2 separate regions of the Homo sapiens genome follow, and region 2 is linked to region 1. A link is a loop called in an ENCODE intact Hi-C map of the cell type or tissue named here. Cell type or tissue: PC-3. All regions are shown on one strand. Links, peaks and the distances in the headings refer to the core of each region. The heading gives the core; the rest is flanking DNA. Region 1 overlaps AKAP6 (A-kinase anchoring protein 6). Region 2 overlaps AKAP6 (A-kinase anchoring protein 6).

Region 1 (2,922 bases), core at 166-2,665:
GGTAGTAGAAAGATGTTGGAAGGAGAGCATTCCTAACATAGGAAATAGCATGGTCAAAAGTATGGAAAAGGGAAAATATGAGGGACATCGAAAGTGAACAGTGAATAGTTTGGCTTCTTGAGCATACAGTATCCATGTGTTTATAAGCAAGAGATGAGGACTTAGTGAAAGATAGATACTGAAAAAGTTTGACCTATATACTGGACAGCTTTGGATATCAGGCTGAAGAGTTGTGTTTTACTGGTGTGCCCTGTGTGTTTTTAATGATTGAATTTGGTCATAGAAAACAGATGGCAAAGGCAGGATGAAAGAGGAAGAACTGAAAGTCAAGACAATGAATTAGGAAACTACTACAATAATGAAAGGCAGGCCGAGGCAAAGCAGTGGCTGTGCTCTAATATAAGGAAAAAAGTAAGAGTGATAGTCTGGAAGAAGAAATAATAGGATTTGGTATCTAGGGGATGGAGCCTGAGGGAAGGGTTAACGATGACTTAAAGGAATTGAGCATGAGCAGTTAGGAGAATGGTATTACCATTAACTGAGGTTGGACACATTATGATAAGGAATAGCTTTGAAAGGGAAGATAATTAACTCTGTTTAGTACAGTGACCTTGATGCACAATTAATAAGAATATCTAGGTGTGTAACCTGGGCATAGATATTTTTGTAACCTCCCCAGGTGATTCTAAAGTACAGGAAAGTTTGAGAACAAAGATTTAGTAAGGAGGAGAAACTTGAAAATCAACTCTGTGTTCTTGTGTAACAGTTGAAAATGCAAGCCTGAAGCTCAGAGTAGAGGTCAATGTTAAGGATGTAGGTTTGGTAGTCCAAATAGAAATAATAGCTGTAACCTTGGAAGTTGATTTTAACAAGAGACTATTGTGTGAGAATAAAGTAGATGTGCAATAGAACTTTAAGGAAAGCCTAGGGTAATTGAGAGCCAGGATACCATATTAAAGTTGGGGATTAAGTGAGAATCTACAACCTGAGGAGTGAAACTTTCAGGCCCTGTTGCCCAGAATGCTGGCAGCTGGGGAATGGTATTATAGCAGGTCAAAGGAACTTTTCATGGAGCGAGAGTGAACTTAGCATGTTTATAGACTGAAGAATAGGACTAGTGAAAAAGGGACACTTGAAGAAGATAGTTTCAGGGACAAGAAAGATGGATAGTTATTGCTACAATGATTCAGACAAGGAAAGGAAGTGAATCAGTGGATCTGTGATTTTCAGGAAAGGAGGATACATCTTCTGAGTTAGGACAGAAAGAGGGAAGGAAGCCAAAGAATTTAGAATGAAGACAAACCCCATGAGATTAGTCAGTGGAGCAATTATTTGAATAGAGGGAGGGTTGAAGCTGAGGAGGGACTAGAGAACAGAGTAGGAGTCAAATCCTATCCTCTCAAAAGAGATTTCCTAAAATTTTCCAGTCCTGTGTGATCACTGTGCCCTCTAAACTTCTCATTTACTGTTTGTACCTTACATTTGGTGATTAATCTCACACAGCCTTGTAAAACACCAGTTTCATCGTGGTTTTGAATTTCTGTTTATATCTTTCATAATTAACTTTTCAAGTGATTACCATCCATCATGACCGCAAACTCCTTGGGGCAGCAACTACCTCCTAAGCTTTGTTTTACTCACTTTACACGTTATTTCAGCTTTAAAATGTATTTTAGTAAATTTTGTTTGATTATAATAATATCATGTGTAGTTATAATATCCTTTTTAAAGCTAAAGACAGAACCCTACTTTATCATCTCATCTTTCATGATACTTTATCTTAGCTGTGTAAATCATGGCACAATCCCATCTTAACATCTGTTCTTCCTTTCTACACTTCTCTCCCATTTTCTTTGCCACTTGTTATTTTTTTTGTAAATAAAACAATCTTTAAATCAACTTTTAGAAGAACCATTTCACCTATTTTTTCCCAAATAACTAGGCATTTGTACCTTAAATATGTGATTTTATTATAGTGTGAATTTATTATTATATTCATACTTCCTTGAGGCAGGTCTAGTTGGTTATGTTAATAGATTGTTAGATTTTTTAAAACCTTTGTTTAAACAGCCTTGCTGAAAGGATATACTCTGAGTTGCTTCTTTGAAAAACATTAAAAGCATCTAATATGACTTGGTAGCTGACCAGCACACTGGTTGATGAAATTTGTAGTCTTTGCTCCAAAGCTCTCTAACAAGATTAGGTGAGATTGAACTTGAGAAGGTAAAGGTCTCTAAATTGACATAAATTCAAAGGGCAGAACTAGATCATACCACTATTTGAATCGCTATCAAAGTCTAATTTCTGACATATTATATTTGGTCCATTGCAATTTGTGTACATACACATCCTTCTAGTAAATGATGAATGAGGTTTAGCTAACATAATGTAGTTTATACACTTCTAGACATTTGTAGGAAATATATGATTGGGGAGCTCTCTTCTTTGTAAAATGACCTGGGTCGCTTTTCTGGAACACAGTCTCTCTGTTTTATACTAGACACAAACACAAACACTCAGGCATTTATTTCCCTGCTGTCTTTCACTTGATACCTCGTGTATATACTCAAGCTATCATTAGATAGATGACGAGCAAATACGGAATTTCACTGGATGCTTTCATGTGGCTAAAACCATTCATTTTTAAGGGAATTAGACCATTTCTAATGGGAATTTTTGGTCCAGTTTTGAGACTAGAAAATGATTAGTTAAGCTTCATCAACATATTTGAACTTTCAGTGTTTAAACCTTCTGAAGTTTATTCATAACTTGAGGGGCTATGCATTTTGAATTATGAGGAATTTTGGAAAACTCCTCTGTCTCATTTCTTTTCTTCTTTTCTGCTGCTCATCCCCAAAGCTTTCATTTCTTTTCTAGCTGAAAGTAAGGTAATAATAGTATGATATAAACTTGTGATTCTGA
Region 2 (2,922 bases), core at 172-2,671, 81 kb after region 1:
GAGTACAATGCCATGACCTCAGCTCACTGCAACCTTTGCCTCCTGGGTTCAAGCAATTCACCTGCCTCAGCCTCCCAAGTAGCTGGGTCTACAAGCATGTGCCACCATGCCTGGCTGATTTTTGTATTTTTAATAGAGACGGGGTTTCACCATGTTGGCCAGGCTAGTCTCAAACTCCTGACCTCAGGTGATCTATCTGCCTGGGCCTCCCAAAGTGCTGGGATTACAGGTGTGAGCCACTGTGCCTGGCTTTGATTTGCCACTGTTATATGTTTGATTTCACTAAATGTGGAAAAATCTCAGGTCTTTTCCAACTTGTGGATTAACACATGGCCAAGAATCTGAAATCAGGCACAAATACTTTTAAGAAAAAAGTTTTTGTCTTCTGTTTTGAGACTTTGTGAGAATTTGTTGTTTAGCACATTGGTGCTCATTGGGTACCAATGAAACAAAATGTGGTACCAAGGCATTTACTGTATCTAACAAATCAAGTATCAAGTCTAAATATTCTCAGCTAGGATGAAAACAAACTAGACTGGATAAAGGGTGAGTATCTGTATTAGGTTCATTTGCTACTTGCAGGTCTCCAGTGTAGACTGTTTGAGAAAAAGTCTTAAGTGACTTTTGTTCGAAGGCCCATGATAAGGAGAATAATAGAAGGAAACAGTTCAATAGATATAAATGCATGCTAAAAAGCCAGTGAAAAAATTCCCATGCTTCAGAACATTTTATTATTTTATATATTTTTTAATTTATTTGAAAACTATTCATTAATAATTTTCATGTTCATAAACCTTTATCTTTCACTATAAAAAGAGGAGGAGGTGAAAGGAAGGGGAAGGCAATTAACATTGATTTAACATCTACTACATATAATCATTTTAAGTAAGTGAATTTACCATTTTAATATAGTAAAAACAAAATCTCACGTAAAGAATGAGTAAAGCAGCCTGTTCATGTTGCACTGGTTGTATTGGTATTGGTCTTTGGCGATGAGATACTGTTGTGTCTGCTGACACATGCTGCTTTTCTGAAGTCATTCTTGCCCCACTGAAGGTTTTTGTTTTCTTTATCTAGATTCATTTATCATCATTCACCAGGGACTATGCTGGACACTGAGGATGCAAAGATAATAAATTTATCTCTTGCCCTTGAATTTCTTAGTCATAATCAAAATTTCTTTTTCAGTGGTGCACATGTATGAAAAAGAAACAAGCTTCTTTCTTTTGTCTTGCCAATTGATCATTTTTATGAGGCACCCTACACTCACACTTTCCTAGAAAAGCAAGAAAAATACTTGCTTTAAGATCAGAGTTCAGGCTCTTAGACACATTATAGCCTCTCTAATAAATTAACATTCTCTTTAGGAAATACTCTCTTGGGATCAATACTCTGTTTTTCAGATTTTCTATTTGTCTCCATTCTTTTCTCCAAGATGACATCTGAGCATATAGGGATTTACATGATCTTGTAATTCTGGGGTGCAGTGGAGTCCCCTGGCTTAACACAGTGCTTAGGTACAGTCTGGCTGGGCTTATTGAAATGGGTCTTGTCAAGGATATTATGAGGCTTCCTCCCACAGAGGGCTGTAGCTGGTCTAGCTTATGTTGTTACCTCTTGGCTTGGTCAGGGACCGGTGGTATTTCTTGCTGACTAAGCCTCAACTCAGCCCTCACTGACCCTGCCAACTCTCTGTGGTCTGGATTGAGAGGCCCACCTGGCTCTCCTTTTGTTGGGGAGAGGCCGTCATTGTGCCTTTGTTGTCATGGCAATGCCTCTGTCAAGTTCACCAGCTGACCTCTCAAGAACCCTGGAGTCTCTTCTTGGGAGAATGAGAGAACAACAGAGCAAAGAGAATTCTAACCGAAGATCTCTCTCTGTCTACAACATCCCCACTCCAGGTTATTGTGGGGACAATATATGAGGCAATTTCCTCGCAGAGTTCTGACCTGGAAATGAAGTTGACATCCTTATGCTTTGGGCTTTTTTCTCAACCTGTCTCACATGCCTCCTTTCTAGGTCTTAGGCCAGGAGAGAGGAGAACACACATCTGAGCACCTGCTCCTCCTGCCTTATTTTTTATTCTCCAAATCCTCTGACGTGGAAAGGGTGAGCTTTCTCTTCCTTTCCCCTTTGCTTTAATAATCCCTTGAATCAGATACTCTTCTAATTTTGTGGGTGGCATTCCACTTTTTCTGTCTGTATGATTAAAATATAGGAGGGTGCAAGGAGAGAGAAATAGGGACTGTAATTCAGGAAGTATTTCTAAATGGTTATACCTCTCAAGGAAATGTTTATTAGTTATTCCTTATTAGTCACAGAGTCAATAAAGAAAACCAGATGGTTTATTTTTTATTTGTCTCTTTTATAGTGGTCGGGTTTTGTTTTGTTTTAGTCTTTCGAAATGGGATACTAGTTCAGATTTCACATATATGCTGGAGGTCTTTGCTACTCAGAAAGTGTGGTCCATGGGGCCAGGCGCGGTGGCTCATGCCTGTAATCCCAGCACTTTGGGAGGCCGAGGTGGGCGGATCATGAGGTCAGGAGATCGACACCATCCTGGCTAACAAGGTGAAACCCCTTCTCCACCAAAAATACAAAAAATTAGCCGAGCGTGGTGGTGGGCGCCTGTAGTCCCAGCTACTCGGGAGGCTGAGGCAGGAGAATGGTGTGAACCCGGGAGGCGGAGCTTGCAGTAGGCAGAGATTGTGCCACTGCACTTCAGCCTGGATAACAGAGTGAGACTCCGTCTCAAAAAAAAAAACAAAAAAAAGCGTGGTCCATGGACCAGCAGTGTTGCCAACACTTGTTAGAAATGAAGAATCTCAAGCCCCACCCTAGAACAGTTACTGAATCAATATCTTCATAACAAGATGATCAGTTTCACCGTATGTGCATTGTAGTTTCAGAAACACTGCTCTA

Evidence for each region. A loop is a pair of places that touch in the nucleus more often than their neighbours do. Peaks named below come from ENCODE experiments on the same cell type or tissue, not always from the same donor. Only the 100,000 strongest peaks of a DNase experiment are listed, where the experiment ranks them.
Region 2: a loop joins it to region 1, with 2.9 times the contacts of the local background. A loop is called at or near these places in 7 of 110 quality-filtered maps.

Annotation. Positions count from the first base shown.
Region 1 is chr14:32,610,683-32,613,604 of GRCh38, forward strand. The region is part of intron 7 of AKAP6 (A-kinase anchoring protein 6); the gene reads left to right. Among named protein-coding and RNA genes, the nearest start is that of AKAP6, 280 kb to the left of the region's middle. In PC-3, for the core only: no CTCF peak of the experiment used is centred there; a DNase peak (open chromatin) is centred at 1,269; H3K27ac peaks cover 1,307 bases.
Region 2 is chr14:32,691,608-32,694,529 of GRCh38, forward strand. All of the region lies in intron 8 of AKAP6 (A-kinase anchoring protein 6), which reads left to right. Among named protein-coding and RNA genes, the nearest start is that of NPAS3, 250 kb to the right of the region's middle. In PC-3, for the core only: no CTCF peak of the experiment used is centred there; a DNase peak (open chromatin) is centred at 1,694; H3K4me3 peaks cover 565 bases; H3K27ac peaks cover 1,700 bases.